Regions from separate parts of the Homo sapiens genome. Here region 2 is linked to region 1. Evidence: read pairs that join two places in POLR2A ChIA-PET (ENCODE). Cell type or tissue: PC-9. All regions are shown on one strand. Each heading gives the region's core, and the rest is flanking DNA. Links, peaks and the distances in the headings are about the cores only. Region 1 has its middle 290 kb from the start of CDCA7. Region 2 has its middle 160 kb from the start of CDCA7.

What was found. Peaks named below come from ENCODE experiments on the same cell type or tissue, not always from the same donor. Only the 100,000 strongest peaks of a DNase experiment are listed, where the experiment ranks them.
Region 2: POLR2A ChIA-PET joins it to region 1 with 6 read pairs; 2 of 35 experiments call an interaction of 5 or more read pairs at or near these places.

The regions. Positions count from the first base shown.
Region 1 is chr2:173,639,867-173,645,260 of GRCh38, reverse strand. No RefSeq gene overlaps it. Among named protein-coding and RNA genes, the nearest start is that of CDCA7, 290 kb to the right of the region's middle. RefSeq lists an enhancer at 4,120-4,668. In PC-9, for the core only: no CTCF peak of the experiment used is centred there; no DNase peak of the experiment used is centred there.
Region 2 is chr2:173,509,385-173,514,778 of GRCh38, reverse strand. No RefSeq gene overlaps it. Among named protein-coding and RNA genes, the nearest start is that of CDCA7, 160 kb to the right of the region's middle. In PC-9, for the core only: no CTCF peak of the experiment used is centred there; a DNase peak (open chromatin) is centred at 2,628; H3K4me3 peaks cover 444 bases; H3K27ac peaks cover 1,366 bases; H3K27me3 peaks cover 63 bases.

The DNA.
Region 1 (5,394 bases), core at 270-5,269:
TTCTTTTCTGGTGAGAAGAAACATCAGGAGTTGAGGGACCAGGAAGTGGGTCCTTTAGGCGTGGGGAGGCATTCTGCTGGATGGCTTTTTAGATGTTTCCTCCAGAATCATCAGCCTCATTAACAACAGTTTTTGTCTTAGGAGTTTCTCTTTGATTTTATAAACTGACATTTTTTTTTGTTCTGCAATGAATGCATGCTGCTCTAGTCCTTCCATAAGCCCACCACACATTTTCAGCATGTGGTCTATAGGCAATTCTGCAGAGTTAACAAGGTCGTCTCATCATCACTATTATCATGATCACCTTGATTCAGAACCATTTTGGCCGTTTAACCACTGGTCAATGAATGAACAACTGGAGCCTCATTATTGATGTTAAAAACTTCTTTGATACCCGCTTCTTCCAGCTTGCTGACAGACTCTGAGGTATGTACCTTGCATAAGTAAGGGGGCCAGGCATCTTTTTTTTTCTCATTAGATATACAGAATCCTTCACAGTTACCACCTTGTCCATCATGATCACTCAACATAATTGCACAGACAGAAGTTGTGCCAGACATGCACAACTGTGTCTTTAGTCACTGTGTTTCAGACCTTGGTAAGAGTAGATATGGCATCTTTCATGCTAACTTCTTTTGAAAACCTTCCACACTCATGCCTCTGTTCACTGCTGCTAGCATGCTGTTCAAGAAAGTGTATTTTTGTATTTACTCTTCACTGATCCCAGGATACCCTGGTTACATGGCTGAGTTAAAGAAGTCACACTGGGGGAAAATACATGGCATCAACATTATTTTTATGAGAATTTTAGCTGGAGGATGAGGAGAACGATTGTCAAGGAATAACAAAATCTTGCAGTTATCATCCAGCCTGGTTTCCCTGCAGTGAGCATGAGTCACTGGTACAAAATGTTTATGAAACCAGTCAGAAATGATGTCCCTGGTGATCCACGCCTTTTTGTTAGTATAATAATAGACTGGTAAGAAATTCATTCCTTGAAAATACCAAGGATGCAAGTTTTTGCTTATCATGGCAAGTTTACACTTAGTGTGCCTGCCGCATTATCACATCCAAACACAGTTATTCTGTCCTTAGCATTCTTAATTACTTAGGCACTGTCTCATCAGTGGTAGTCGGTGTCTTTCCGTGACAATAACACCAAAACAGTGATGTTTCGTCAGTGTTATAGACTTGCTCTGGCATCAGATTTTCATTAGCAATGACCCTGGCAAACTTGTTAATAAATTTGTCCGCTTCTTTGTGATCAACAGATGCTTTGTCACCACAAATCTTTACAAATTTAATGCCATGTCTTTTCTTAAACCAGCCTGTTGAATATTCACAGTTCCCTTCAATTTTGAGTTCATCATGGTGTATCTTCTCTTGTTTCATGATCATCATACCATTAAGAGGCCTAGTGACTCCGATGAATCCACATTTCAATACAGAATCAAGTTCTTCATTTTTAGCTTTATGCAGTGTTTTTCTGTTTTTAAAATTAACTTCTGTTCATCACTTTCAGCACAGAACTTTAACAGTTTATCCTTCTGTTTTCTCAGGTCATATATTGTGGTCATTCCAACACCATACTCTTCCATAAGATGCTTCACACTTACACTGCTGTCTAGTTTCTCCAACAGCTTGACTTTCTGTGCTATAAATAAACATAAACATTTCCTCTTTTTCTTGTCACTGTTACCCACAAAGGAATCTTCAGGTCTTTTTGACATTTTTAATAATATCTTTGCATCACAGAGCAGAGAATAAGCAAAAAATATAGTGACTACATGTATTTTGATATATGCCTTATACACTTAGCCTGAAGGTAATTTTATACAATATTTTAAATAATTTTGTGCATGAAATAAAGTTTGTGTACCTTGAACCATCAGAAAGCAAAGATGTTACTGTCTCGATCCCACGTGGGGCATCATGGGGAACCTGCTGTTGGCACATCCAGACTGCTCACATGTCATTTCATTACACTTTGTGGGTGTGTTTGCATGGGAGAATCTAGGTATGAATGGAAAAGATATCACCGCCAAAGAGGACTTGGAAGGTCTTTTTCCTTTCACACACATAAACTGTGTGTCACAACACACAGTTTTGACTAAGACCTGTCACATGAAGTCAGGTGCAGAATTGTCCCCTTGTGGTGTCAAGTTGATGGTCAAAAAGTTGCAGATTTTGGAGCATTTTGGATTTCAGATTTTCAGAAGTGTTATGGATCCTTAACATGTATATTTTTTTCTCAAGTTTTTTATGGAAATATGCATATGGAGCCTGATGCCAAATAAATATCTAAGCTCTCCTAGCTCACATTTAAAATTCACCTAACATGAATAAGAAATAAAGTAGAGAGGCATGCCGCCTCATTCATCTGAACATTTTTAGATTCTGATCAGAAGTAAATATAAGGTATCTTTCACACAGAAATTTAAGAAAAGCATGGGGGGAAAGAGACAAATGAGAATAGACAGAGTAGAGCAGAATTTGTCTAAAATGACTAAGAATTTGTCTTAAATGACTAAGAAGATCTTATATCCTACACCAACTCTATCTTATATTTTCTTGAAAAAAAAACAGCAAGAAAGCTCATTTAAGAGTTTTCACAACATGCCCCTCTAAGCTTTTCTATTTGGGTATGTCAGGAAAGCTATACTGAATATTTGCCAAAAGATGGCTCTCATTTATGTTTGGGTCCTAAATGAACTAATTTCCCTGGTTGCCTTGAATTCTCTTCGTTGTTTTTTTCAATAAAGGCAGCAATCAGTGTATCATGGAAGATGGAGAAAGATCTCTCCCCAAACACACACCACACACACACACACACACACACACACACACACGCACATACACACACACATACACCATCTATTTTTGTCTGGTTTGCCATTTCTATGACTGGTATGTAATAGTTCCTCTCTAGATCGCTCACAGTTCATTAAGGGGTTGCTCAATTTATTAGGAACCAATCATGCATTTATACATTCTTTTATCTGAAGTGCATTTTTAAATGTTAGACCATACACTAATCAAGTTGAACATGATAATGAGCGCACGTTCACATTGTTAAGGTAAATGACCCAATGCACTTACAGTGAAGACATATTTGAACTACAATTTGCCTTTTCATCGCAATATGGAACACTCCCAGCAAGGGTCAGGATGCTGTTGGCAACTGCCTTGGGAAGATTCAATTAGTTTCACATTTACAGCCAGACCCTTTTTGGTGCCCTGTCACTATTTTCCATTATCCTGTGAAAATACAGCAGAGACAAGATGCAAAATTTGGGACAAAGAAGCATTTTGTAGAATGACAGAGTCAAGTTTTGATAATTTCTAAGTAGTGGAGAGAGGAGCAGGTGGGTGAATGGCCCTAAATAGCTGAAAGTCTGAAAATAATGTATGTTTATTTACATTTGGAACACATTTTGGTGCATGGTTTTCAATTAAGTGGGATTTGTTTTAAAAACAATAATGAAACCACATGTAGAGAAATTACTCAGGAGAAGCTGGAAGAATCTCTATTCCCCCTTTTTCACTCCACTTGGCTCCGCTCATCCCTATATTCTATTGCACGCTGGGATTGAATCTACTGAATTGCAGATCCAAGCTGAGTAGGAGTTTGAAGGAAGTTGCCATGAAAGAGGGTTGGGGGTAGTTAAGGACTTGATTTCTCTTCTGTCTTATATACAATGAGCAGCACAAGTATTTTAGAATAGATAGAAACAGTCTGTAAATCTGAAATAATGTGTCCTGGCATAAGTTCCCTAGCACAGACAGAGCTGAATGCAGATATTCTCTAGGTTGAACAAGGTCTCACTGTCACATCATCATTTGATGGCTGAATGTACTAAAATCCAAAAAGAGTGGCATATTTGCTGAAGAGTAGGAATACTGTGATTAAGCCTTTTGGAAAACAGGTAAAGGCTTTTTGGAACTCACTAAAGGAAATATAGAAGGCATGCCAAGTCATAGTCCTTGCCAGGCATTTCATCCATATAAATATTTAGTTTTCTAATATTCCCTTCTGATGTTCCGGAAGAAAAGGATAGAATCTGACACCTCCTCCATACCACACTTAACACCCTTTCGCTTATTTGATGGTATTACAGATGAACAGTTGAACAACCTCACGTGGGAGCTAAGTTTAAGTCATATTTCTCAATATGCTGGTTTTAGAATGAGTTGGTTTCACTGCATAAATGCGTATCGAACCAGGCAAAAAAGACAAAGAAGATGGGACTGTGTGTGTGTGTGTGTGTGTGAGAGAGAGAGAGAGAGAGGGAAGAGCGAAAGAGAATGGGATTCATTTTCACACTAGGGAGCTTCTGGAGCTAGTCTCTTGCTTTGTCTCTTCATTGTCGTGTAATTACCATCACCAGGTAATACTTACTGAGCACCCTGGTGAGCTCAGCTTTGCTGACCATTTTGCACTTACTTAAAACATCCTCATCATTGCTCAGTAGAAGCTTATGAGCTGATGAAGAACTGACCATGAATCCAGATGAGGAATATCAAGCAACTGTTGTTCTGCATGACATATGGGACAAACTTTAAACATGGAGGGCTATCGCTAGCTGTTTCAGTTTGAATTCCCTAGGCCTCAGTTTGGAGAATTGGACCATGGTCTCTTTATACTCTAACATTCTATTTTTTAATTTATTATTTTCATTTTCATTTATGAACAAACCAAAACTTTCTAAGTTTCATCAAGGACATTATTATAAAGTGTGACATTTTTAACATAAGTGCTTCTCATGTATTATTTCATCCTCATAACAACCCACAACTAACTACTGGAATTCGTATTAGGCTAATGAGAAAAATGAAGTAGCCAAGGACATCTAGTAAGTGGTGGAGCTGGGATCTCAACTTGTTTGATCAGTCTCCTGAGACTGGGGACATGACCACTGAGCTATGCTGACTCCTCACTTCTCCAACCCGTCATAAGTGTCTTCGATTGTGTACTGGATGAAACAGCAGACAGTTGAAGTACCCTGCCTTGGAGTGCTACAGTATCTTTGGGACATAGTTTAACGTTTGATCTTCTAGAACCTCCGCGTCATGGTTTCACCAGCCATCAGCTCTAATACACAACTATCATTTGCACAACTCTTGATTCCTGAAAATTAGCTAGGTCACTAAGTATGTCAGCTGTAATAATGTAGCAGCTAATTCTTTTAAAAACAGAAAACTGTATATTAGAACTGCCACTGGCAATAAATCTGACCTAGACCATCTATCCTCTCTTAGCTGGAAATTTATCATTATGTAGAAAGTGATTTTGTTCTTTCCAAACCCTCAGCCACCAACTGGGCCAGTTTTTTGCTTCTGCATATTTCATTGAAGTTGCTGCTTGGAAAACAACCAACCATAATTACTTATTTA
Region 2 (5,394 bases), core at 80-5,079, 130 kb after region 1:
TATTATGCTGCTTTTTACTTTTTCTTTTACCATTTTCCACAATTCAATATTTAATAGCTGAACTACCGAGCACAATCATGTGCCTCAGTGGGGTGCGTACAGAAAGCCTTCCCATCTGATACCAACTGCCTTGCTGAATCGTGACTGTGTATGCCTCTCCCTTGACACCTTCTTCCCATGTGTCCTCTGAGCAAAGGTGTGATGCCCACCATTCACAGAGCTCCCTGATGATCAGTCAGTATAAATGTTGCCTGTTTTATATGTGTTGATGAAACTACAACAGAAGCCAATTCCAAAAGGCACTACTAAGCTTATAGGATCCTTCCTGCACCTGTTGGATGAACTGATTCAGTATTTCTGATAAAATATTGATCAATTATGGAGTTGTTTTGGATAACCAATGTCAATGATTCTACCACTGCTCAATAATCACAGAACTTGTAATAATGCAAATGTTGGGATCCTATTCCCAGAGATTCTAACAGGCTGTATATGTAGCCCAGAAATCTGAATTTTAATAACACTTTCAGGATACAGGTGATGCCTTGATTACATGTTGAGAAACACTGATCTATACAACCTCAGAAGATAATAAGTAAGGGGGCTATATTATCTGTAACCTTTGGGATATATTATCTGTAAATTCCATTTTTTAAAAGTCCACTTTGCATTTTACAAATAAGTAAACAAGATATTACACTGATTTTTGTCAACAGATATCAATAACTGAATTTCAACTTAGCTAGCTGACATTATGTCTAGTTCAACTTTGAGATACCAAAGAGAATCGCCAGCACATTTACGTGATGGTTTGACCTTGATAAAATACTATATAGTACAGACAGCGTGTCCCAGAATAAGACAACTTGTTCTAGCTAAGACAGGAGACACCTGAGCAGAGAAAGAAATTGATTTGTTTTCTTATCAACAAAATCTGGAATTTTGTCCCATTTTATTTGTACCTAAAACATAATCATCAAAACTTCACTGAATCTGTCAAATATTAGACAAAGATACACTTGACCTGGAGTGAAGTATCACGAATTTTTAAACATTTAACTCCTAGTGTGTATTAGTGTGAAACTAAGTTGAGCAGAACCCATTAATGTCACAGTGATCGGTTACCAATGGAAATAAATAATTCATGATGAAGGGAATTAGTCTAATTAGCAGGCAGTTTGAGTCCTTTGATAAAACCCAGCTCTAATTCCGTGAAGGGCAGGAAGTGCTGTCATCAGTCAGCCCTGAAAAGATTAGCATCTATTATGAATGAGGTTCGACACCCTAGCGAAGTCATGTGTGTCCTGGAGACAAACTTAATATGTTCCAGAATGGGACACAGTTTGTCTCACCAACACATCACGGTTCCTACCAAGCTATTGTATGTAATAACAAGCAAAGATCAGCGCTCTGTCCTATCATTCGCTCCCCTGTCCATCATTCTGACAACTGTGCAAATACATTTTCCATGCAAAGCAGGGAATGTGCCCTGAATACTTGTAAAATTGCACAAGATGTCAAAGAAAATATGTGTTACTTTCTCACTCACCAAAACAAACACACAGAACCAAATGTCAGTCCTGAAACTGACGGTTTCAAACATGGTGGGCAATATAGTATGTCAGGCTTGGTGTATACACATTTCATTTTAAAAACTGTTGTCAGCTCTCCCAGGAAATTTGCTTTCCTACTTATCTTTCTCCAGATATTGAAGTTACAAGATCAATCATAGGCTTCCAGCTTCTGTAACTGCAGATACATGGCGATGAGGATCCTAAGCAAAGTAACTTCTGGAATTCCAAACTAATATATAAGGGAAATAAGAAAAAGTTGTTTTGTTTTTCTTTACAGCACATAAATGCCTTAGCTTATTGGGATGTCTCAGCTCTAGGAAGATTTATAGTTTCTGAATCATATCTGGCCTGGTGTATCTAAAAGATGTTGACTGTTCCACACTGTGCAAGTCCCACATTATTTTGCAGCCCACAAGCTGACGCAGCATCAGCTGTGTTTCCATTTTTACTTATGAGCTTTTTGAAATTACATGTTTCCATTTTGCAATTTGATGTAATAATGAAGAAACTCCAAATTTGTAAGTTATTGTATTGCTTGTTTTTATTGTGTAAAATTAATTGCTTCATTTATTTATGTCATTAAGAAGGGGGTACCATTTTGCACATTTTATCATTTGCTGTAATAATTAACATGCCAATAACACCACGGAAGCCTTGGAAACAGGATGGATCATGCCCGAATGTCTGAACAGCATATAACATGGCAACCCTGGTAGGTTAGAAGGGCTGCTTTTCAAAAGTGTAGTGAGGAATGTAACGTCACCTCAGTATTGCTCAAGTCAAATAATGTATAGAAACAAATCTCTGAAATTAACATGTTTTACTTGGGAAGAAAGAATTGCAATTTGGAGCACACATGCAGACTGGGAAGTCTTTGGTAGGTCTGAAGAACAAAGAGAAGGTTAGAGGTTTAATAAAAAGGAGAAATATTATGTATTTGTCTTCAGGAAAGTTCACTGACACTAGCAAGATTTCAGGGAGCTGGCAAGCTCTTATTGGTGAACGGTAGTGGTCAGCAAAACTAGTCTTAGATTGCAGCAGGTAGTTTCAGTAGCCCTGAGATAAAACTGGTTTCAGGTTACAGCAAGCAGTTTCAGCAGTCAGACTTGCAGAGAAGTACATTGTTGGAGCAATAGTATAAGTCCTGAGTGCTTTCCTTCCTGGCCTTGCAACTCTGTTTTAGTTGGGTACAATAAGAATGAGTAGTACAGTTCTCAAAAGTTGTAATCCAGCTGTCCAAAAACAGTTGAACCAACCATTAATATTGCAGACTTACACAGACTGCACAAACTTGATGAATTTATTTAGATTTGAAAAGATATCCTGGTAAATACAGTCAGCCCTCCATATCTATGGGTTTCACATCCATGGATTCAACCAACAAGGACTGAAAGAAGTTGAAAAACAAATTGTGTCTGCACTGAACATTTACAGATTTTTTTCTTGTTATTATTTCCTAAATAATACAGTATTACAACTATTTACATAGCAATATGTAAATACTATTTACATAGTATTACTACGTATATTTCAAGTAATCTAGAGATGATTTAAAGTACAATCATGCATGGCTTACTGAAAGGGATATGTTCTGAGAAATGAGTCCTTAGGCAATTTCCTCATTGTGCAAACATCATAGAGTGTATTTACACAAACCTAGATAGTATAGCCTACTACACACCTCGGCTGTACCATACAGCCTATTGCTTCTAGGTTATAAACCCATACAGCATGTTATTGTACTGAATAATGAAGGCAACTCTAACACAATGGTAAGTATTTGTGTATCTAAACATACCTAAACATAGAAAACGTACAATAAAAATAGTATTATGATTTTATGGGATCACCATTGTATATGTAATTTGTCATTGACTGAAATGTCATTATGTCATGTGTGACTGTATACAGAAAATATGCATAGGTTGTATGCAAATACTATGTCATTTTATATCAGGAAGTTGAAGGTCCTTGAATTTTGATATACAAAGGAGGTTCTGGAACCAATCCCTCACAGATGCTGAGGGATGACTCTATTTAGTACAGATTCTTTAAAACCAGCAGTTACTAATAGTTACTAATAGGGGTTCAATATTGGCTATCTCCTCTATCTCCTTTTTCCAACATATCTATAAACTAGAAAGCTGAATCAAAATCTCATAGGTTTTTATTTTATGTGTTCAGCATTAGACCAGGGTTTCTAGGGAGAATGGAAAATCTTTACACATCTGCAAAATATTTAGCGTTTAGTTATACCAGTTATGCATGACCAGTTCCGTACATGTACATCACTTGAAGGCAGGGACTATGCACGCCCCTTAGCTGTCTGCACATCTTCTCATCCTCCTGCCAGGCTCAAGCAGACAGACGGCGACATAGCTGGTGTTGAATGAACACTGACTGAATGAATGAAACTACTAACCATAGTGGAGTCACCCAATTAAGTGCTTCTCTATATTCTTAGTCTGAGAAGATGGCAAAATAAACCACAGACTGACAAAAATACACACATATCTTAGAACACACCTGTTGCCCAAAGTCTTGTGATATTGTAGTGGTGAGTCCTTTTAGCTCCAAGAGCTGATGATCAGAAGCCTGTTTTTGAGTCCTGGATGCAGAGTCTTGTTCCAAAAGCTTTTTTCAGCTGAGCCTGACTCTCATGCTCAAGATTCCTTTAGGGTCTAGCTGGGACCTTTGACTCTTCAGAGAAGAAAAACCTTTCAAACAAAACTCTAACCACTTTCAAATGTCCTTGCATGGAGACCCATAAAACACTGAAAGTATTTTGAGGGCAATTTTTTTTCCAGAATCCAGAACATTAATCTAAGTCTAACATTTCCTTAGAATCCAGCTCTCTCTATCTGGGTGATATTTACGACAATACTGTGTAATACCATACAGACCATACCATATCTTTGAACCATACCAGTTCAAAGATCATGGAGAAGTTGGCTACTTGAATCCAGTAAAAATCACTAATTTAGATTAATTGGAGAGATTCTGTCTGAAGTAAAAAATTGTGAAATGCAGAATATTTTTAAAAGTCAGAGTTTTATTCCTTTCAGATAGTATATACTACTCTGAATGGGCTACAAGAATTCTGAGAGTACCTGCAATAAGAAGTGAAAAAGCCCACACAAATGAAACTTGGGCACAATTTCTTTAAAAAATATAAAGTATCCTTTAATTGTCTTCTTAGCTATATTTCTATTTTACTTAGGCAGTTATTCTTTACAGGAAAAAAGTCTATTTCAGTTCTAATACCAGAGAAACTACTACCAATTATGAACAACTGAAGCCCAAATTGATCTGTTTTTAATTTTATCTCCCACTTCTCTCTTTCTATATTCTATGTTGTCCCCATTAAGAAGTTTTGAATTTCCTTTATTTTACTAAAGGAGATTCCAAAGTACAGAATGCACATAATAGGTTTTCATCAGCAACGCAAGATGGAATGAGATTTTCAGAACTAATAATTTTCATTATGTTATATGATAACAGATTGAGATAACTGCCTCCTCACTATCAATTTCCCTCTTTTTTCTTGCCCACATAAATCCTATTTTGTTTGGTAGTTAAACAAACAAATAACAACAAAAAAAGCAATAAAGCAACAACAAAAAAACAAAAAACTCCATCTCGCAGCCTCACTTGCAGCCAGAGGCAGCTATCTGAAATCATGGCCAGCGGGAGTTTCTAGCCGGCAGCTCTGGAAAGGATATTTGCAAGGGCTCAGTGGTTTTTTTCTTTTCATCCTTTGCCCTTTGCCTAGGCTGCAAAGATGCTGCCTGGAGTTCTAGAGCCCATCTGGCAATGCTGA